Linked DNA regions of Mus musculus: regions 1 and 3 are each linked to region 2. A link is a loop called in an ENCODE intact Hi-C map of the cell type or tissue named here. Cell type or tissue: heart. All regions are shown on one strand. Links, peaks and the distances in the headings refer to the core of each region. The heading gives the core; the rest is flanking DNA.

What was found. Hi-C counts contacts between places; a loop is a spot of excess contacts. Peaks named below come from ENCODE experiments on the same cell type or tissue, not always from the same donor. Only the 100,000 strongest peaks of a DNase experiment are listed, where the experiment ranks them.
Region 1: it touches region 2 in a loop (2.2-fold over the local background); 6 of 42 quality-filtered maps call a loop at or near these places.
Region 3: a loop joins it to region 2, with 3 times the contacts of the local background. A loop is called at or near these places in 10 of 42 quality-filtered maps.

What each region holds. Positions count from the first base shown.
Region 1 is chr8:41,077,875-41,085,569 of GRCm38, reverse strand. Mtus1 (mitochondrial tumor suppressor 1) reads left to right here. Exons shown (of 14, transcript NM_001005863.2): 2 at 730-2,956. The coding sequence starts at 893. Among named protein-coding and RNA genes, the nearest start is that of Gm16193, 29 kb to the right of the region's middle. In heart, for the core only: no CTCF peak of the experiment used is centred there; a DNase peak (open chromatin) is centred at 3,799; H3K4me3 peaks cover 455 bases; H3K27ac peaks cover 2,350 bases.
Region 2 is chr8:41,130,590-41,138,284 of GRCm38, reverse strand. Mtus1 (mitochondrial tumor suppressor 1) reads left to right here and starts at 4,559. Exons shown (of 14, transcript NM_001005863.2): 1 at 4,559-4,804. In heart, for the core only: a CTCF peak has its summit at 4,544 (motif pointing left); DNase peaks (open chromatin) are centred at 2,564, 4,514 and 5,004; H3K4me3 peaks cover 2,389 bases; H3K27ac peaks cover 1,523 bases.
Region 3 is chr8:41,053,365-41,061,059 of GRCm38, reverse strand. The region is part of intron 3 of Mtus1 (mitochondrial tumor suppressor 1); the gene reads left to right. It overlaps Gm16193 (predicted gene 16193), which reads right to left. Exons shown (of 3, transcript NR_166600.1): 2 at 633-756. Among named protein-coding and RNA genes, the nearest start is that of Gm16193, 4.2 kb to the right of the region's middle. In heart, for the core only: a CTCF peak has its summit at 3,849 (motif pointing left); a DNase peak (open chromatin) is centred at 3,519.

The DNA.
Region 1 (7,695 bases), core at 1,015-6,014, 52 kb after region 2:
CTTTGTTTATATTTTGAGGAACCTCTAACAGAGGCTATTTAACTCTCTTTGCTTGTTTGTTTTTCAAGGCAAGGTTTCTCTGTATATGCCTAGCTGTTGAGGAACTTGCTCTGTAAATCAGGTTGACCTCGAACTCACAGAGATCCACTTGACTCCGGAGTGCTGGGATTAAAGATGTGTGACATCTCCGCTTGGCTTACTTCAAATCTTAGTATCGTTCTCCCCCCCCCCCCCATACACACACACTTGGGAAGGGCACATGGTTAAGATAGGAATGATTTAGAATGACTAGAGAAATGCAAATTCTCCAAGTCTGTTTAACTCATTTGTGGGGCCTGGATGGTCTCCCCGGCAACCTTGCAGAGTAGGAGCCCTTCTGACAGTGAGAGGGACACGTAGGAATTTTGCTGGGACAGTGGACATAAATTGGGATTGCCAAGGGAAATTAGGATGAATGTTTTTACCGTTGAGCAGTAAGAAGGAAAGATGGTTGCACACTGAGCTAGTTCCCTTCTCTAAGAAGTCTCTGGGAGTCGAAGATGTCAGCCCGTGACATCAGTAGGAAACTTTATCTGCATTTCCAAACCAAACCATCACGCTCCATTCCTTCACACATCAAAAGGCTTCTTTGAAAGAGAGTGGTAATTAGACGTTGTTGTTAAACTAATTAAGGAGTGAGCTGTAAATTTTTCTAACATTTATTTGAGTTTACTGTTTTGCTTCTTCCAGGGAACGACAAGTCATTTCAGCTTTGGAGCATCTCAGACTACAGTTGTGGAAGCCGGCTGAAAGCAATAGAAAGGGGAGGAGCTGGACCATTTTTCATTTACTCTCATTAAAAAGGAATTTGAAGAGAAGATAAAATGGCAGAGTTTTGAGGTTAATATTCAGGATGAATGATGATAATTCAGATAGGACAGAAGATGGATCGCGTTATGTATTTATCCGAGATAAAAACTCGAATCCATCTGAATACTACCAAACATCGCTATCTGCCCAGTGCCCTTCAGTGAGTCACGGGGATTGGAACTCTGACAACCCAGATGCCATGGTGGTCGATTATGAAATGGATCCTGCGGTGGACAGTAGTGAAAGTGTATCTTTAAGCCATCAGTGTGTTGAAGAACTTGCTTACCCAGAGCCTTCAAGTGATTTCATGGGGAAGCATGAGTTTACAATGTACAGTGAGCTTACCTGCCAGTCTCCTGCACTTGTGAACACAGGGAAGCCCCAAGACCTGCACAGTAACTGTGACTCCCTAGAGGCAATCCAGGATGAGAAGTTTGATCCCCTTAAGCCCTGTGAGTGCAGGTCTGATGACGATTATGCTTGTGGAGATTCCCCTGAAGTTTTGGAGCTAAAACAAACATATGGCATGAAAGTGGACACGGCTAACTACACCTTTATAGCACGCCATGATATTGAACAGGGTCAGCCTTTGCATGCTCCTGGAGGTTTGCAGACAACAGTGAGAGACAGAAATGCTTTGTCCTCCTGCGGTCGGACACCACCCCATTCCTCTAAGATGTATGTGAGAGGGGTTAATTATAATCGAGAGAACTTTGAAAACCTCCAAGCCACACCATCCAAGACCCTAAACACAACCTTTACAGTGATCTCTGATGTGCTGATGCAAACTGACAGTCCAGACGTTGGAGTTCAGGGTCAGAATTCTTTAGGAAATGTCACCAAAGAGTACACAGATGGGACAAGGCGAGGACTCATTGGAGAAAAAGAGATACAAGCTGTGACACTGGTTTCGGATGGCATGGAGGTCCCCAACGGATCTGCATCACAGGAGTTCTATTGTGTATCTGAAGATGACCCAAACAGTGAGACACATTCACACGGCCCGTATGCTCAACAGGAAATGGGCCAAAATTTAAGAGGAACACTGCCCAACTGTCATGTCGATGGTGAATGCCCAGTACTGGTGCCAGCTTTTGAGAAGAGTAAAACCAGAGTCCTGGGCTCTGAGTGTAAAGTCACTGTGACTGAAGACCCACACATCGATTCCCACGACAATGACTCAGACATCCAAAGTAGTACTGAAGAGCTGACCCTGAGAAGTGTTTCAGGGCAGAGGGGTTCACCTTATGAAATGGGTTGGGGCGAGAACGGCGGAGCCATTTGCACAGATAAAGCAGGTTGCATGTCAACACCAGTTGAGCAACCCCCCAATCTGAGCTTCAGACTTGAACCTGCTGAAGTGAAGAAGTACAATAATGTGGAGAATGGACCAAGAGATGCTAAACGTGCACCAAACTTGAAAGGGGAACCAACAAATATGCCAAAACCTAATTTGGGAAAATCAGCTACCAAAACAAATACCACTGTAGGCAGTAAAGTCAGGAAGACAGAAATTATAAGTTATCCTACACCAAACTTCAAAAACATTAAAGCCAAAGTTATATCCAGATCAGTGTTGCAACCCAAAGACACTTCCATAATGAAGGACACACCCAGCCCTCAGGTAACAGGGGGCTCTTCACCATCACCAGGGCCTTCTAAACACTTGACAATGATGAACAAAGCACCAAGATCTGACTTTAAAGCCAGCAAAAAAGCAGAAATCCCAATTAACAAGACACACAAGCAACAGTTTAATAAACTCATTACCAGCCAGGCTGCGCAAGTTACAACTCATTCTAAAAATGCTTCACTCGGGGTTCCAAGAACAACATCTGCCACGAAATCGAATCAGGAGAATGTTGACAAGACAGGTTCTCCTCATGCAGGGAGTGAGACCGGGTCTGTAGCTGCCTTCTTCCAGAAGATCAAAGGCATTCTCCCCGTGAAAATGAAAAGCTCAGAGTGTTTGGAAGTGACTTACGTTTCCCACATCGATCAGATTAGCCCTGAAAAGGGTGAGCAGGACGGTGAGGCTCCCATGGAAAAGCAAGAGCTGGGAAAACAAGCCACGAATGAGATTTTTGAATCCAAGTCTCTATTGGTGGTAAGTGAACTCTGCAGTTTGCTTTTAGGACCGGTGAAGAAAACCACTGTATTAGCAATGAGTGGCCTGTAATTGCTAATAATATCCCTGAACTTGGTTCGTAATTTGTAGTCAGCTGTTCTTTGTTCTGCCAGGCAGTATAGAGTGTGAATGAGTCAAAATATAACTAACTTGCATATTAAAAAAAACCCTCAGATTTGGTATTTTCTTGAACGTGGGTGTTCCTTCTGATAGGGTTTTAAAAGAGTAAATTAATATTTTTATGATATTTTGATATTTGCATTGAAATAACTGACACGATTAGGTTGTGTGTTGTTTTCCTGAAATTAAAAAAAAAAAAGAGCTTTAAGCATTCAAACATATTGAGACACATTTTAGAAATGGCTAGGTAGTGCCTGTAAACATAGCATAGCAACATGGAAATCCAGGAAGCCAAGACGCTTTTCAAAGCTTGAGTGTACTTCTGACCAGCTCTGTGACATGGGGTCAGGTAACTTTGCCACAGCCAGAAGGGAAAGGATTGTGCAGTGGGTCTGTAAGGTCACCTGTAGGTCACCTGCAGTGACTTCTAATGCATGAAAGAAACAAAAGTCCTTACATAGTAAACAAAGCAGTATGTCTGCAGCAGTACCTGACGAATCCTGAGGATGAGGGACTAGGTAGAGTCACTTAAAAAAAAAAAGAAGCAATATTCGCAGTTCAAGGGTTATTTTTCTTTAAACATGTGCATGTCTTTTGACAATTGTATGATAAGATGTTTTCAAAACATTCTCGGGGCTGCTGTTGGCACTGCCTGTGTGTTCTCAGCTCTATTTTTGGCAGTGGAGACTAAGGTGTATTTTCAGCCCCACACAGATTGCCCTTGAAATGCTTGTCCTCTGGACCCGGAATGGATCTGCTGCAGAGGCGGAAGACAGATGCAGTGCACACAGCCTGTCTTTCGGGGACGCTTGTGTAGGAGGAATAAAACAGAGCATAGTCAAGTACACGAGACCTTTTTTTTTTCCAGGTAACATAGTAGGTCACATAGGTGTGTGCTCAATGATAAGAAAACACTGGAGATACGTTTGACCTGGGTCATTTTACAGATAGATGTTTTGGCTTTATCAATAACTGTTGGCAAGGATGAAATGTTACAGGGTTTTCTAAAATGGGCTTGTGTATTGTTTCATGACACAGATCTTTCAAGTTCTTTTTTATGTCTGAGGAAGCTGATAATTTAGAATCTAAATATTTTACCAAATACAATTACAATAAACTCTTCATTGTAATCAATAGCCTTAGGTGTTTATAGACCTACACAGAATCAAGATATTCTTTTCATTACTTTATGGGAAGTTGTTCTTGCTGTGAGACAGGGTATCCACATTCAGCCAGCCTGGCTTTGAATTCAGCACACAGTAGCCTAGGCCGGCCTTGAATCTGAGGTCCTCTTGCTTCGCACCCTTAGTGCTAAGAATAGTTTTGTACTGCCATGTCTAGTTTTATGAGAGACGTGTCCTGGCTGTCACCCTTCAGTATCGGGAAAACCAGCATGAAGTCCCTTGAGCACTGGTCTTGAAAATAAGTTGCTTGTGTAGTTCTGAGACTGGAGAGTTTCAGTTTTATTTTGTTTCCTTATATTTCCAACTTGGTAGCTGTGGGCCCATGATGTGTATGTACTATTGAAGGTAAGGCCATGGAATCGTTGGGTAAGGTGGATTCCAACAGTTTGCACCTAGCAGTGTTGCAGTAAGAGCTGAGAATTAGATATGAAGTGCTTTGTAAGGCTGTAAGGACCATCCCAAGGGTCCCACGGTGTCATCACTGGCGATTTTACTTATCAGCTAGAGTATAGAGCTATGCTTCTGTGACCATGTCTTTAATACAGCAGAGTATTTGTCTAATTTGTCCAATTTGTCTAATTCAACTACCACCCTTTTTTTTCTATCTTGAGGGGGGGTAAAGAGGCTAGCGTAACCATCATAGCCACAGGCTATGACTTAGTGTAGGATACTAAACCGGTGACCTCACATTGCATTTTCTATTGATCACTTCAGTAGTACCTAAGAGCTCTATCTGCCATAGAAGAATGGCTGTTTTGTTTGTTTTCTTGTGTACTCCGTAGGTCTTAGTCCTTAATTAAATTAATTTATCAAGACTGCCGACCACCTTATGGCTATGTGGTGGTCCCAGTTTACCTGAAACTTTAAGAAAGGATTTTATTTGGGAGAAGTGATTTTGACTTGGATTGCTGTTAGGGTGAGAAGTAACTGCTTACTGCAAAGGTTATGTGGTCAGGATAGCAAGATGAAGGAGCTGGTACTGAAAGGAACCATGGCTTAGGTGCTTTCTTATAGGCTGTCATTAAATTGTTACAGTAACGCTCAGGGCTTATACATTGTATTTATTTGTTTGCAATTGTTATCCACACACTCATGCTTCAGAGTATTTATTTAAAAACTCACACAGGGGGCTGGAGAGATGGCTCAGGAGTTAGGAGCACTGACTGCCCTTTCAGAGGTCCTGAGTTCAATCCCCAGCAACCACATGGTGACTCACAACCATCTATGATGAGATCTGATGCCCTCTTCTGGCATGCAAATGTACATGCAGATTGAGCACTTATAAATAAAATAAATCTTAAAAAAATAAAAGAAAATAAAATAAAACGCACACAGCTGTTGGATGTTCAAACTCAGGTCCCACAGGTCTCACAGACTTCAAATTTTTCAGTATGTGGGCACTGGAGGTAAAACAAGTGATTTGTGGGAGATTCACTTCTATAAGTTGATGTTTGATTTACTTTTTTCAAGAAAGTTTTTCTAGAAGATTCTGTTTTGCTTTAGTGTCATTGTGACCTGCAGCAGTTCTCTTGGAAACACTAGCTATTGGAATAGTATATGAATTCAATAGATACTGGTGTTAGGGATATACACAATAATATATAAAACAATAACTAAACAAAGGAGCACACAGAAGGGCATATGCAAGCGTGAACATGGATTTTGGATAACTTTAAATGTGTGGCTTTACCACTCACTGCAAAGTGGCCTCTCTCTGAGGCTCAGTTGTTCTCTTTGTAAAGAGAGAAGGTAATTGTACTTTATAGTGTTAGAAGCTGGTTGTACTTGGAGTCAGAGCCAGGCTCCTGTTCCCTTATGTCTACAGTGGAAACAATTGTTGGGCATCTACTGTGTATGCCACAGATGGTAGTACTTGTTAGGGTATCAAGAAAGACAGCTATGGTCCAATGTTTTATCTAATGCAGTGTTACTGTCAGAAAATAAGCCATAAGGGCATGCTAAGTACTGAGTCAGGAGTGTGGATGGCGTGCTGTGTACTGGAGGAAAGGCTGGTAGCAGTTGGGAGGGCTATCAAGAGAAGAAAGCTTCTGATGACGAGGCCATTTAGTCTCTGGCTGTAGCTTACAGGGCTTGTGTGCTGGGCTGAGAAAACACCAAGTGTTAAGATGAAGAGCACAGGGATGTATTCTGATGCAAGCATGCCAGGTTCAGGTAGAGGTTGTGATGGGAGAGGGGAATGCAAGGAGACAATGACAGTGGATTTGCTGTGACTTTAAAAGAGTTGAGTTTTTGGAAGATTTTTGTAGTAGGGGAGTAGAAGAAGCAGAGGCTGGGGAGACCAGACAAGCCTCAAGGACATGATTTCAGCAATCATTTTGAGAAATGAGGCTGGCTTTTTTATATGAAGGCAGGTAGAAAAATGGGTTCAAGAGCCAAGAAAAGCAGCAAAGACACATGTCTTAGTTAGGGTTTTACTGCTGTGAACAGACACCATGACCAAGGCAAGTCTTATAAAAAACATTTAATTGGGGCTGGCTTACAGGTTCAGAGGTTCAGTCCAAGATCATTAAGGTGGGAGCATGGCAGCGTTCAGGCAGGCATGGTGCAGGAGGAGCTGAGAGTTCTAAGTCTTCATCCAAAGGCTGCTAGTGGAAGACTGATTTCCAGGTAACTAGGGTGAGGATCTTAAGCCCACACCCACAGTGACACACCTACTCCAACCAAGTCACACCTATTCCAACAAGGCCACACCTCCAAATGGTGCCACACCCTAGTCCAAGAATATACAAACCCATCAGAACACACAACAGCTTTCCTTGTTTAAGTTGGGTAGCTGGATATGTTAATAGGAGACAGGTGTAAATTGTGAACTTGATTTTTTTTTAAAGTGTTTTAATGCTATTCCTTAAAATGGGGTATGACCAATAATCTTACTAGGTTAAAAACAGATTTAAAGCCGGGCCTGGTGGCGCACGCCTTTAATCCCAGCACTTGGGAGGCAGAGGCAGGCGTATTTCTGAGGCCAGCCTGGTCTACAAAGTGAGTTCCAGGACAGCCAGGGCTATACAAAGAAACCCTGTCTCAAAAAACCAAACCAAAACAAACCCCCCCCCCAAAACAGATTTAAATTAGTTGATGCACATGTTTAGATTTTAAATTAGTTGATGCACATGTTTAGATTTTAGAATGGAGAGCCACCATAGACCTATCTGTACTTCTGGGGTGATGGTTGAAGGAATGCAAGTCAGCCTGACCACAGAGAGAACCACAGCATGTTTACTGCTTCAATATTCACAGTGCCCATCTAGGGAACCAGCCCAGATGTGGATCAGCAGATGAGCTGATTGGAGCAGTGGTACAGGTGCACAAAGCAACTTAACTCTTCTGTAAAAATTAATGAAATTGTGTCATTTATAGGAGAATTAATGGAACTTGAAATCGCACTAAGTAAGT
Region 2 (7,695 bases), core at 1,484-6,483:
GCAGACTTTTGAAGGAGAAGCCTGACTCTGATAGGCCCCATTCTGGAACATGCAGAAGAGAATCCAGCCAAATTTGCAAGCCCAAATAAGATTATGTGAGCAGAAACCTAAGACTTGTTAGTAAGTCAGGATCTTTCTTAGACTGGTCAGTTTCTACACCAGACCATTTGGCTTATCATCTTGAGACACAGAAACTAGCCATCTAGGCTATTAATACTATAATAGAATCCAAACATACTTGGAGGGTCTTTTGTTTGTTTTTTTTTTCTTTTTCAATTTCTATAACCAACATTTCTTCAGCACCTATGAAACCACTGGCTGGCAAGTTTGTGGTGTGTTGTAGAAAGCTACTGTTTATTTTCGAGGCAAGAGCATTTTGGGGATGTGATAATATGACTCTGAGCATGACGGAACTTCTGAAGTCTACGTGAAAGAGCTGCTGTCCCTATTCGTATCTATTTATAGCCAAACTCTGATCTTCTAATGCTGCTCTGAGGCTGGGATGAAATTAGCCTGGTTCCTGAAGAGAGCTATCTTTGTCCATGTGTGCATGCTCTGAGGATCGAACTCAGGACCTAGGGCCTCACACTCTGCAGGTAAGTGCTCTACCACTGGGCCACAATATGTTGTCATTTTTTATTTTCTCCTGCCATGCCCCATTCATTAATCTTTATCTGAAAAAGGAAAGTTTTTTTTTTTTTCAGTTTTCCTTCCTTTAAGTAACATCTTTTGAAAATGGCAGTTATAAACGGGTTGGGACACTTGGACACCTTAATTTGTTGCTCAACATTCTATTTACTGTTTTTCCTGCCTTATGTTAAACATGTTTCCTCAATGGGTGATTTTAAGAATTTGCTTTCTTTTGTCTCTTAGAGATGTCCAAATCCCTGCTCAATGGGAAGGTGATAGAAGTAAGTTTAAGAAAGTAACAAAAAAAAGGAGTGAATTGGAGTAAAGAAAAAAAGGACTCCAAGGGAGCCAGGCAGTGGTGGCACACGCCTTTAATCCTAGCACTTGGGAGGCAGAGGCAGGCAGATTTCTAAGTTCAAGGCCAGCCTGGTCTACAGAGTGAGTTCCAGGACAGCCAGGGCTATTCAGAGAAACTCTGTCTTGAAAAAAAAAAAAAAAAAAGGACTTCAAGGGACTCCTGGAGTTTAGCCCTTGAGAATTAACCCCTTCTGATGTAATGTGACCCTGGGGAAACAGGCTCAAGCCTTACTGCAGATGTCAATGCTAGGGAAAGGAATTGACAATCTCACCATTGTCAACAGGATCACAGCACATTTGCTAGACTTTGAGGGTGGAAGTCTTTTTATTTAAATGAACTAGAGAAGAAGCAAAGTTAAAAGCAACTATTTAACATTTTTGCTTCCCCCTGATTAGAGGACAAGCAATATGATCATTTATCTTATTAATGGAAAAACATAGTCATTTAAAAGAAAAAAAAAAGAAAGAAAGAAAAGATTTATTTATTTTATGTATGTGAGTTCACAGTTGCCTGTCTTCAGACACACCAGAAGAGGGCATCGGATCCCATTACAGATGGTTGTGAGCCACCACGTGGTTGCTGGGAATTGAACTCAGGACCTCTGGAAAAACAGTCAGTGCTCCTTACCAGTAAACCATCTCACCACCCCAACATGTTCATTCTTTATGGCCGATCTCAAGTGGGGGAAGCATCTTTAAAATGTCTACTATTAACATGGATCAAAATGTAGAACATGTGAAATTATATTAAATAAAAACTTTCTCTTCAAAATTGACCCTTTGGTGTCTGGACTCCATTTTAAAACACAACCAGCTACATCAATTTCTTGAAGTTTATTTGGGGAGTTTATTTGGGAAGTGTATTTTTACATATTATTTTGTTTATAGGAATAAAATACTATACAATATAAGTATATGGATTTTCTCTGCCTAATAGAAATGGCAACATGCTAGTAGATAATTGTTTTGCACTTAAAAATATGCACACGATGTATCTTAGATTATTTTATAATAATAAAAGATCTGTGTCATTCTTTTTCAAGTCCTCATAGGATTTGTTTTATGATTATGCCATAACTCTTTTTTAAACAAACTCCTTATAATGAGTTCTTCATCAATCAGTATGTTGTTTCTCAATATGTTGTTACTAGACACAAGGCTGACATAAACAAGGCTTTATACTCATGGAAGTTCCGCAGGGTAATATAAGATAAGCTCTCATTGAGGGGTTTCTAGTGAAAATAACCTGTGCATCTTTATTTAATCAGTTAGGATTTTGAATTTCCCTCTATGGAAGTCGCTCTAGGTTACGTTTACATCTGCACTCTGACTGCCTCTCTTCTCATTATACCAACGCCCGGTGGCTATCGCATGTTCTCATCTTTGACACTCTGCCAAGTGAAACAGGGATTTTTAAATAGAGTCTTCAATTTTCATTTTTCCTCCCAGAGGATAAAACATGCTAACTTTTCTTTAGAACAGAACACCACGAAGTTATGCAGAGTTGTCTTCTTATCCTTAATTCTGGACTCTGGAGCAGGTCAGCATTCAAGTTCAGAGGTCAGGAACATGGCTATATGCCCAGAACCAAGAGGGATAGAGAAGCCAATAGGCCTTAGTTCATGACCATTTGGCTGGACAGAGTCTCTGATGATGCCCCCAGATCACTTCTGATTATGGGAATGCAATGAGAAGCTAAGGTTCTGATTTCCACACCTTCAAAAAAGTGACAGTCACATCTGCACCGTGACTGCCTCTAAACTGTGACGTATCTCCAATTACTTCAGTGAGTGGTTGTTTTTTTAAATTTTGTTTTCTTCTTTCAATTTATCTTACAGAAATAAAAAGTAAAACTGATTCCATATTCATACATAGAACTAAGTCGCACAATGGAATGCAGTGGTGGTGGGAATCTGGATGTGTGTGGATTATATTGGGCCAAATCATCGGGGGCACGTGGCTTATAAAGGCTTAAATAATATGTTTAACACAAGGAGGATTTTCCTTAGGGAGGAAGCATGTTGCTAATTAGCATAATTATCTCATGACTTGCCAGAAAAAAACATCCGGGGCTTTTTTTTTTTTTTGGTTTTGTTTTGTTGGGTGCCTTTTGCTCAAGGGAGAATTGTCCGATGGTTTTTAATGCTGTGCCACTTTAAAACTAGTCACATGATTTTTTTCCTAACGTCAGACAGAGTTGATATTACGACAGGGATTTCAAAGATAAGCAAGAGGTGTTATCTACTGGAATATGGAGGGAAAAAAAGGGGGAGTCGGGCCTGCTCGGCTGGGTTTGTGCCTGCCTTGGCTGCCCTCACAGTGTGACCATGTGCAAGTCACTTGGCTTTTCTGAGCTTCGGTTGCCTCACTCAAATAATAGAGATAATAATCTAACCTATTTACAGCAGGGTCTACTTGTGAGCGAAGAATGGATCATTGTTCACGTGAAAGCACTTAAAGCTATAAACAGCAAAGCTATTAGATCATCCAGCATTCGTGGTATAGGCAACCTCTGAAATGCTGCTTCTGCTCCCTCACCCCCACCCCCGTCCCCCGCCTCTGCGCTCCAAGAAATGTACTGAAAATGCTTTTTCAGCAATCCCAGGCCACGTAGTTTTATATATGTATACACACATGCATACATTAAACTTAGAGTTCTGGGTTGTCTGACATGTTCAGGAATGTTTTTATCTGTTACAAGCAGGCTATCAATCTTTAGGGAAAAAACCTTATATTAAAATATGCTTAGTGGAGGCTGAAATTTCCTCAGTTTGATTCAAGAACAAGGACTTTGGCTTTCAAGTGGCCAGACCTAGCTTCTCTTCCTAGCTTCTCCCACTACCCCAACCCCACCCCCATCTGAACTTCTAACAGTCGGAGTGCTGGTTTCTTTAATCTTTAATAGGTGCTCGCTAGTAATCTGCTCGGAAGTCTGAAGACAATATAGGGCGCAGGTGGGACTCTCCGAGAACAATCAGTGCTGCTTCCTTATAAACCCTTACGCTGATAAGCCTGCAACTTCCCCACCTCCCAACTCCAAAGCCCTTCGCGGGACAGGGAATTCTGGCTGCGAGGGGACCCAGGAGGAGCCAATCCTCCCTCTGGCTAGCTAGCCTGTCCGACGGTCCTGGGGCCCCAAAGTTGGGCTTGGCAGAGCTTAGCTTTCCCACCAGGACGTGAATGGTTTGGGGTCGCGCGGGACAGCCAGCCAAGCGCGCAGTCAGCAGCGGTGGCTTTGCGACACACGTGGCAACAGGTGCAGCGCGATCCAGGACGTACGCCCGGGGCTTGTGGCTTATGTTGACGTTTAGCCAGGGAGCCCGACCCGGCTGGCGACCGTAGTGGAGCTCCGCGGGAGTCATCGTGCCTCAAGGAACCCCTGCTCGTCTCTCAGGTTAGTTTTTTTGGGGGGCACTGCCCCTTCTGCCCCCCTCTCCCCCCCGCAACCTGGCCTTTGTCTGGGCTCTAGGAGCCGCCGCGGGCGAGGGGCGAGGCCACCCAGCCCAGGATCCTCCGCCTTCGCTCCTCCCCCTGGCGGCCCGGGGCGGGGAGGCTGGGACGCCCGGGCTCCGGGTTCCCGGTTCCCGCCTGGCCGCCAGGGTGCTGGTGCGGGTTGGGGTCGATCTGCAAGCCCCAGGTACAGACGTCTCCAAGGCAGGACCCGCCGAGGGTGCAGAACGCCGTGGCTCCCCCCAGGGCTGGCTCCCCGGCTCTGCGGGCAAGCGCGGAGTGGATCCCATTCCGTCGCCCATCCCGGCCGCGGTGGGGACCTCCGGAGAACGAGGAGCTGGGGAGCGGCGACTGCAACGCACTCACGGTGACCGGACTGGCTTTCCGGGGAGGGGGGCGGGTGTCCTAGTGGGTTTCAAAGTAGGAGGAGTGGGGAGGCTGAGCTCACGTGGGACCCGCGGGGCTCCTGCAGGACAGCGGGCTGCAGTTGCTGTCACCTTGAAAGTGACCGAGGCGGTGGGTTTATTGTGGATAAAGGACAACTGTCAAGTTTGCATCCTCGGTGGAAAGCCGCCCACCAAGCGCTGGATTCTGGCTCTGGACCTGGCAGCCTCAGGCTTCCGGCTGGGCGACTTGCCGGGGTCCATTCCCACTAAGCAGTCAGGGCAGAAAATATGGGAGAAAGGGAATTAGTGCAGTTCCCCAGGTCCTCATGCGGGTTTTACTCCCTGCAGCCTGCGGGTTCTTACAAACTCTAAGGGAAAGCCCACGTTGAGGGTCGCCGTATTGATTACTCAATAGAGGACTTAGCTCGAATTTCCGCGAAGTCTTTGCGCCCCCCCCCCCAACTAGGGTGATCTGTTCACTTTTCACTTGTAAAAGTGACACATTGAATTGTAAACATAGCTTGCATACTGGCACTCACTCTGCAAAATGCTACTTTTAAATTGTCTTGTGTTCTACCAGAGGAAATCCAGTGTATTTTGTTTGTCTTAAAACCAGAGTCTTAGGCAAAACAGGAGGAAAGCGAGCTTTCATGTTCTGCCAGGTGATTGGAGTTCAATCAAGGTATCAAATCACAGCGCGGTGGGGGTGGGAGTGGATTCCGGGGATCCGGAGACAACTTGTGGGAGGGCAAAAAAGAGGTGGGGTCGGGCCCCCGCTAAACATATGACCTCTGTAAGGAATGTTTTACAAATAGGTTATCAGTTTAAATAGTTCATCCCCGTTCTCTCCAGCAATCCCTTTAGGGCAATCTGTACTCTGTTGTGTGGGTGTGTTTAAACTTCTTGTTTACAGATTTATTTCTCAAGAACTGTATCGATAAGAAAAGTTATGCAAGAAAACCTGTTCCTGCCCTGTTTTTTTAAAAAAGGCATAGAATTTAGTTTAAAATACTTTTAAAATGTTGTATCGATCTTCACCTGAACCCTCTCTCCACTGCCCCGGCCCCCCCCCCCCGTGACCCACCCCCTTGTTCAATGGATGGAGCGAAGAGTTTTGTATATACCAAACACCTGGATTATCATTGATAGCTGCCCCAGCCCCTCACCTGTTCCTTTTAAAAACTAGATTTATGTGGGAAACAAATTGTGTTTGGGAGAGGTCTGTACCTTTTAATTAACCGTTAGGAATTCAAGGATAATTTTTGTAGGGTTTAGCTAGGATTGTGAAATTCTGGATAAATTTCTTGTAGACTTTTTGGAAACTAGAGTTACAAGAATTAAGCTTTTAAGAAGCATGTTGATTAGTAACCCTGAGAGCTCTGATTTCAACCGGAATGGACCGCTGATGTATACAGTTTGATACATTCAGGAAAATAAGAGTCAATCCCACCATTTCTCTTTTTCTCCCCTTTGTAAACTATAATGAAAATTCCCCCATTATATAAAGCCTTCAAAATCTTAATAAGTGTTACACATTATATTCTATACACGTGTCGATTTACTTAACCTTGTTTTACAAGCTGATCTTTTCATTTTCAGTTACTGTAATTAAATATGCTATTGCAACCCTTAATCGCTTTTAAAATTTTGTCTGCAAGGTAGGTTTCCTTAGGATAAAGTCCTTGGAAATCACAATTAGTGGTGCAAAAGTTTCTTTTAAAAATATTGAACTTTGGTCTCCAAAACGCCTTAGTCAAACTAAGCAGACCAGAACTGGCTCTTGTGTTACCGTCTTTCTAACACCCTTAAAAGGAAGTAGTATTGCCAGCTTTATAGGTGAAGAGTGCAATCTTGGTATTTATGTTTCCATTTCTAGGATTGCAAATGTTATCAAGTACCCCACATGGGTTTCTAGTTCCTTTTCTTGTTTTCTTTTCATTTTGAGACAGGGTTTCTTTGTGTAGCCTTGACTATCTTCAAATTTGTCCTGTAAACCAGGCTGGCCTTGAACTCAGAGATCTGCTTGCCTCTGCCTCCCAAGTGCTGGGATTAAAGGCATGTGCTACTACATCGGGATAGTTTTCCTTTTATTTCAGTGTAGCATCACATTTTCCTCTTGGGATATTGGCATTTTTCTACTTATAAAAACCTCCTCCAGGCCGTTGGGTTGGCATACATCTGTTCATACTGCAAATATTTTTCTCAATTTGTGTTTGCCCTGTAAACACATTTATAGATGTGTTGACTTCCAGAAGTGTACTTCAGTGTTGTCAAACATGTTGGTTTTTCCCAAAATGGATGTTTAGTAGTTCTGAGTCACAGTTTAGGAACCACATATGGCTGTCACTTCTGGAACTATGACTACAACTTCTATGTTCTGCAGTAGCTGCTGTTGTGCAATTTTTTTTTCCTTTTGCACATGTTAATGACAAATTGTGGAGAATGGTATATGTCATTAGGACGGTCTTAGGGCTTGGAGAAATGGCACAGTCTGCTTCTTCCAGAAGATCTGGGTTTAGTTTCCAGCCCCCACATCAGGAAGCTTACAGATTGCCTGTAACTCCAGCTCCCTAGGGAACTAGTGTCCTCTTTGGGCCCTTTGTATGCACCTGCACTCAATCAGATCAGAACACTTAGGGAAACTGTATATAAATGTTGGGTGAGGGTTTTCCTGATTCTTTGGGACCTGAGGAATCTTGAAACCATCTATTTAATCTTTAGGACATTTTTTTCATATCTCTTTCTGTCCAGAAAGCCCTGCAATCACTCTAAAAGCTTGAGTTGAACCCATCCATAGAATGTGTCCATAAGCTTATCATGTCTTGCCTTGCCCTACCCTAAAGCTGAGAAAATGATCAAGACAATCTTGAAT
Region 3 (7,695 bases), core at 1,015-6,014, 77 kb after region 2:
TTTCTTCTTCCCCCAATCTCGTTCTCTCCTGCCTCCCCTGATCTCTCTCTCTCTCTCTCTCTCTCATATAACTGAATCTCATTTATGCAAGCCATACATTTTATCAAATGTGAACTGTGATATGCTTTATGATGATGTTGAAAAGCCTCTCACAGCTTTGTTAAGTCCCTGTTCATGTCTGCTTGATAGTTCAGAGATGGGAAATCACTTTGGCTGGTAGATGTTTTGTGGCTCCGGGAATTGCTGTCATTCCTTTGAAGGTGCTTCTCTCTTGCAGTGTGGACTCACTTACCTTTCCCAGGCCTTTCCTTAGAGTAGGCTGAGTCAGCACTGGGAGACTGGCAATGCACCGTCAAAGGCCCTGGAGCTTTCTCTTGGAGAATAAAGTATTTCATAGAAGGGGAAGACAAAGGAGGGCCATTGGGGAGCTCATTCTTTGGCTTTCATTTCCAGCCCTAGGAAACATACCTCTTAGGAAATCATGACTTTCCACTAGTAAAATGGCTGTCTTCATAATAACCAGATACAAGCTATGAATGTAGGCATTGACTTAGTGTCCTTCTTGAGTGAAATAAAAGGGTGGATGATGAGCTACTGCTTGCAGATGGACTCACACAGCTACTGGAATCTACCTTGTCTGTCCAGTTTCTCCTTTCTTGGTTGCCGGATCCACTTTGTACTGGGAGTCGTGCGTTTGAATGTGGTCCCCATTGACTTCTGCATTTATGACTTTTCATTGTTAACTGTGCTCGCCATCTAGAGAAAATCCATACCAATAAATGTTTAAATGCTAATGATGAGGGAATGGAGATCTTCTCACCCACGCCTTTTCTAGTACACTCAATCTTGGCAGACCCCACGATACTCCCATTATACTGCAGTATGTTTTTCTGCAACTGTTTTATTATAAATTTAAACTTCCTGTGTGATATTTTTCTTCTTTCGCGCTCTTGAACTTGAACTAATATTGTGTAAACGGTTATAATTACAAAAGTGAATGTACATATGTATCGTAATAGCCATCAAAATTCCAATGTCCTATTTCACAGGCTAAGAATTAAATAGCCATAATTCATTTGGAACTTAAAAAAGACCACGAATAACCAAAGCAACCCAAAGGAGCCAAGGAACATGGCTGGAAGTGTCATGATCTTAACCTCAAATTATAAAGCGGAGCTAGAATGACAAAGACAGCTCAGTATGAGAATATGCCCTTAAACTAACGGAATAGGACCGAGGATCTGTAAATAAGCAGGGAGGGTGGAGCCTAATTTTTGTTGAAGGAATCACAAAAACACTGCAGTGGAAAAAAAGCCTTTTCAACAAATGATGTTGACAAATCTTAAGATGCCCATCTGCCGAAGAGTGACGTTAGGTCTGTACAAAAATCAACCCAAAGTAGATCAAAAGCTCTTAATTCATAATGTGAAGTTGTCAGAGAAAAGACATAGGGGTGAGCCACCCATTTCTGAACAGAGCGCGGTAACACAGGAACCAGGGCCAAGAATCAACAAATGGGATTTCTTGAGATTAAAACGTTTATGCACAGTGAAAGAAGCCATCGACTGTGGGTCAAACAGCTCACAGAATGGGAGGATATCTTTACCACCTACACTCTAGACAGGAGGCTTATCTCTAATGAACTGCAAAAATTAAACACCGGGGAAATAATACTGCTAATTTGACAGGATGAACACTTCTTAGAAGACACACAGAAGACTAATTATTTAAGTGTTCAATATCCCTAATCATCAGAAGAATATCAATTAAGACTACTCTGAGATACAGTCTTACTTCAGTCAGAATGGCTGGTGTGAAGAAACCTGTTAAGTGTTGGTGGGGATTTGGAGAAATTCCCACTTATTGTATGTGGGACCGCAAATCAATACATTATTTGGAAATCAGTTTGGAAGTTTGTAAAAATAATAATAGAACTGCCCTGTGTCCCAGCTATTCCACTCCTGGGCACATACTTGGAGAATTCCACACTCTACTAGAGAGACCATGTTTTATTACCGCGCTATTCACAACAGCGAGGAAGGAGAATCAACCTAGATATGTCTATCAACAGACAGATAAGGAAAGTGTGGTACTATATATTATTGAATATTATTCAGCTGTAAAGAAAAGTGAAATCTTGAAACTCCCAGAAAAATGGATGGAGTCACAAAATATACTGAGGTCACCCAAACTCAGAAAAGAATCACACGAACTTCCTCATATGCAAATCCCAGCCTACAGTGCATATGAAAATTGTGTGTGTGTGTGTGAAGCAGGAGGATTGCTTGAGCCCAGGAAGCTGGGCAACAGAGCAAGACTCTGCTTTTCAAAGTTAAGCTTTTGGTGAAATAGGTGGAAGGGAGAGGGTGGGTGGGTTGGGAGATCAAGAGTTCCCTTGGAACCTTCCTAAGGAATGCGGGCTAGGGCAGGTAAGGGGCTGGTGACCGAGTATGGGCGCGTGTGCTTCTGGGCAGGCTGTGCGTTAGTGAGCATGGTGTAGGTCTCTGGAGGCACACTTGAAAGATCTGGAAGTCTATGGTGTTTCCAGAGGCAGTACCAGGAAGCACACCTTTCCAAGGAATCCTGTATCTCCTAAGCTTGCTAGGTTTTGACTTCATTGTAGCTGTGACCCAGAAAATTTGATCCCCGGACCTTTGATTTTGGAGTTGACTCCATCTGGATGGTTTTTTTTTTTTTTTTTTTTTCCGACAGGGTAGCAGTTTGATAAATTTGTATTCTAAAGATCTGCTTTTCCATTCCACCTAAAGCCAGTGAAAAGGGTTGGCACGAGAAGTGAAAGCGGAATGGGTGTTTGAACATGTAACACTTGCTGTGCCTGTTAGTAAGGACTTGTATTTAATTAATAGACTTAAAGAGTCAAATTGCCTTGTAAAATGGGCGATTAAATGTCTTGGTATAGATGGAGAGAGAGAGTGTTTTAACAAAATGAGTCATTTACTCATGGCATGGGAAGGACACTGATTTCAGCAGACACCTGTTGCAGCTCCTTGCTTTGTAAAGTCCAAGGAACAGAGTTGGATTGGGAATGCCTCTGCTCTCGGAGTCTCCACCCAGATCAATCAAGCTCAGGAAGCCAGTAGGAGGTATGAGCAAAAGCCAGACCAGCAAGGGGGAAGCCTGACCTGGCAGGGGTGGCTTGAGAAGAAGCCAGAATTCTGAACAGCTTAGCTTAGATTTAATGGATTTTTTTTTTTCAAGGTACCGGGCCTTGAACCCAGGGCCTCGTGCATGCTAGGTAAGTGTTCTGTCATGTGCTGGGGACAAACCAGTGAACGTAACATTTTGCCACCGTCACCTTATTTGTCTGCCATTGGTAAAATGTGACAGCATCATTTTTGTCAAAGGTCTTTCCAACCCTTGATGCACTCTAGGGCAGTGATGCTACCAGCATAGCTCGCATAGGGCCACTCGGTGCCAGGATATCCGGAGATGATACAGGCATGGTCCCAGTGATTTGAAGATTGCCTAATGAAAGGGAAGCGAGAGGAAGCCAGAGCACCCACGTTGTTGAAACACAATGAGGAATTCAGTGTGAGTGGATCTGGTCTTCAGAAAGAGGATGGGGCGGAGCTTGTGGAATTGAGGTTCAGTCTCCACTAAGTCCTTGAGTAGAGCATAAAGCACATCAAATAGACTGCTCAAGAGGTGAGCGAGTTTGAAGAGTTCTGACCAAAACAATTGTTTGGCAAGTATGTATGCCTTTGTTTGTTTGTTTGTTTCCAGCAACGCAGTTTTAGAAATTTGAGTGAACAGCATTCCTCACATCAAGTTTGGCAAATCAACTGGAAAGATGAAACAGGAACGGGGTGGGGAAAAAAATGAGCATAGCGCCACCTGCTGTTCAGCTCCGAGCATTTTTTTTATTTAGTGAAAGCTTTCTCCCAACCGTGATTTTTTTGCTTTGAGTGCTTTTAAATTTTCGTCTATTTCTTTTTAAATATGGCCACCTCATGTGCTAACAGAGCAGTCTGCTTATTTTAGTGTTAAAGGGAAAGGTATCACATCTGATCGTTTCTGCTTTGATCACGGTTTTACCAAAGGCTTCTTTCTTAATGTTTTTTTTCTTTTCCCTCATCCTTCTTGCACATCAGAGATGTGTGAGTTAATTACTTGAGGCCACACTTCTCATAGCCTAATTGCTTCATCATTTCCTCTCTTCTGCTTCTGAATTATTCAAAAGAAGTAAGTGTGTGTGCGGCTTTTGTGTCTCTCTCATCTGAAGCATCATAGCGTTGAACATTAATTTTGCATTCTGACAACTCCATGGTCGGTAGAGAAGTTTGAATGTACCAGCTTAAAGTACAAGTTTTCACGATAGATAGAAACCTTTTTTTTTTTTTTTTTTAATCCCAAGGAAAGCCTCCGTGCTTGAAAACTGCACTCTCTTCTTGGGTGAATTTGCCTAGACCACTTCCTATATCCGAAGCATCCTTGATATGCAGGGCAGGAAGCACCCGGTCAGTGGCCAGCACCCACAGCGACCTGAGCGCCTACAGCAGTGACTGTAAGTCAGACTGATGTCACCTTTTGTGGGTGGTTGAGACAGTAGACATAGGCAAAGCCAATGGTCCACAAATAATTAATTTTGTCTCTGTATCTTAGTGGGAATTTTACATATTGTTTCTTTGTAATTACTCAGAATGTTTGACATGGAAACAAGTTTTTAGGAATAGATTTCTTTGAACGAACCTCCAGGGAACCCTGAAATGGTTACGTATTACTGGCAGGTGCTATATAAAGGAACTTAAAGTACATTATTCCAGCTGACATGTTTGCAGGGCTGTTTGGAAAAGAATAGTAGCTGGGGCTCTTCCAGCTTGAGATCCAGAAAACCATCACTGGTTTAGTTTGGTTTGGTTTTCGAAAGAGTGTCTTGTGGAAGTGCTTTGTAAACTTCTGCTTTAGATGCCAGCCACAGGGTGGTACAAATTATACAGCTTTAAGCTTAATCATAAATAAGTTAAACTCAGGGGAATACTCTGAAAGGTTTTGTGCATTCCATTTTCTTCATGCCGAGTGAGCAAAGAAGCTAAGCTCTTTTTTCCCCCCAAAAAGACTTCTCCCCCTTTATTCAAAAGATGCATTCAGAAGAGAGCTTTTTGTTTTGTTCCCCCCTTTCTTCTCAAATTTCCTCACGAAATAATCCATGAATGAGTTAAGACAAACAACTTTGGAGGGCCCACTGTGCCTAGGATCATAATAGGTACAGGGAGGGATATAGGTGACAGAGAAATAGCCTTATGAATAATAAAAAGCAGATTAGGAGAAAGAGACAGATTATATACATTTGTGAGGAAGAGTTGGAGATGTGAGCTCTTTGCTTTAACGACAAATGCATGTCATTTGTGTGGGGGGTGGGGTGGGGTGGTGTGGGGGGCCAGAGTCATCAAACTCTTTAGGTGTAGACCAGCAACAGAGCTACCATACACGTACACGCTCCGCTACTCCACTGCTTCCACCCCAATACCTTGGTCTTTACCTTGGACTTTTAGGAGACTTAACTGAGGCTCAGAGACTATTACCAGATCAAAGTCACACAGCAAGTATGTGACAGGATGGATTATAGACAATAGGCATTGAGTTAATGGCAAAGGACCCATTTCAGACAGGTCACTGAATGCAGAGGCTGGTCTCATAGGCACATAGTATTAGTATGTTAATTAAAATTAAAGAGGGTTATTATTTTTGTATGTATTCATTGTTTAAAATTTTAAAGGGGTGGGGGAAAACCCCAAAGGGTTTATGCTAACAGGTAATTAATTCTCTGTGAACCTGAAAATATGACTAGCATTTGTTATTATTGTGAATTCGTCTCCCATCTAGACTTCTTTGTCCTACTGTGCAAATTAAAAGAACAAAAACAAAAACAGAACAAAACAAAACAAACCACCCTGATAGAATCACCAGAAAACCCTGAAAGCCATAATGATGGAGTTTGTGACACTCGGAGCAGACACATTCCATAATATCACACCCTGGGTTTTCTATCGAACAGCCATGTTGAACTGGCCACTGCCCCAGTAGCCTGTCTGACCCTGCCAAGGAGGTTTCGAAATGCTTTTGTCCTTTCTTTTTGTCTGTTAACAAAAGGGTTTCCCCGTGTACCCGCAGAGCCTGTCTAGTGGCCATGCGTCCCCCTTACAGATTAAGCGTGCACGTCTGCCAGTCTTTCTTAGTCTGTCGTGCAGCTGGTTTAATCTGTTCCGTGTAGTGCCTGGCGGCTTACAGCTCTCCCCCTCCCCATTCTAATTGACTGGGAGCAAGCATGAGGGATGCATGAACATGGCTGCAGCTTTTCCTGCCTGAGCTTGCTTTGTTCCTTTTTAAATGACTATACCAGGAGGATTTCGCAGTTGTACAGAAACTGATATTTCTTCAACGATCTTTATCAATTCTACACTCACACCCCCGGCCGGCTCAGAAAGGCAGTATGATGCTACCTTACTGGCACTGCTTGTCGTGGGATCCTACAGCCTTTGTATAATTCCTTTGTTAGCCACGCTTACTAGGAAAAAAAGTAGGTCGACGGTTTCTCATCTGATTCTTTGCTTTGTAAGCATGCTTAAATTTTTATTAAATAAATTGATTTTTTAGGCCCGCTTGGTTATTAGCTTTGTTGTTGCTTGCAATTTATGTTGACTGTGGTGTTTCGTGATTGTATTTATATATATTTAAGATGTGAATGGATCTGTTGGGAACAAATTTTATTGTGTGTTTTCTGGGGTTGGGTGCTTAAACCAATTATAATTCAGCTTATCAATGTTCTTGGTATGATGTTATCCTATTACCAAAGACCATTTGATGATTTAATTTCTGATTAAAAGGCTGTTTGATGATTTAATTTCTGACTAAATACTAAGTTTTGAGTGTGTGACTGGCAGATGTAGAAAAATATTTCCTTAGGATTTAAATGAAAGGGTCAGATTTTTTTTTTGTTGTCTTCAGTTATAATTAATATACAATTCACATAATAGTGTTAAATGTGTATGCGTTTTTTTTTAAACTGCCTTAAGATATAAAAAAAATCATTTTGAACCAAAATCATCTTGCTGCTGTTATGGAGGGGTCACTTAATCTTTAGCTGGCATATCATGACTGACAGCTCCAACACTGGAGCCTCTGTGAGGGGCCACACTTGCCTCCTTTGCTTCCTTTTGCTTTGTGATGTTGTATTGTTAGTGGTGTCTGTTAAGAAATCCACTGCACAGTGCTGTTGGGAAATTGGCACCTGGTCCTTGGTACTTGGGGATCCTTAGAAACAATGTTTTCGAGTTATAAGTTGGTTGAAAGGAGGCGTATAAGGCAATTTTTCTTATATCTGAGGGTTTCTCAGGTTTTATTTTTTTTTTAATGAGTACATAGGAAAAATTAGTATGAAGATATCCGTGTAAAGATTGTGCAGTGGTTTTTCTATACCAAATGAGAGAGATCATTGTGCAATTTGGAAGCAGGTCTTGAGAAAGTAGTTTTGCCACATTAGCAGGACTATGGAGACCAGAGATTTCCTTCCCCTTTCCCTTTGGCCACAAAAGCATGTTTATTTTTGAGGACAGACAGATGGTGTGGGGCAATGGCAGAGATGCCAACCAAAGCTGTTTGCTTGCACTCCATCCGCAATAGGAGATCCAAAAGATTAATAAAGAAATGGGCCATCCTCTCCTGCACTTGGGTGGC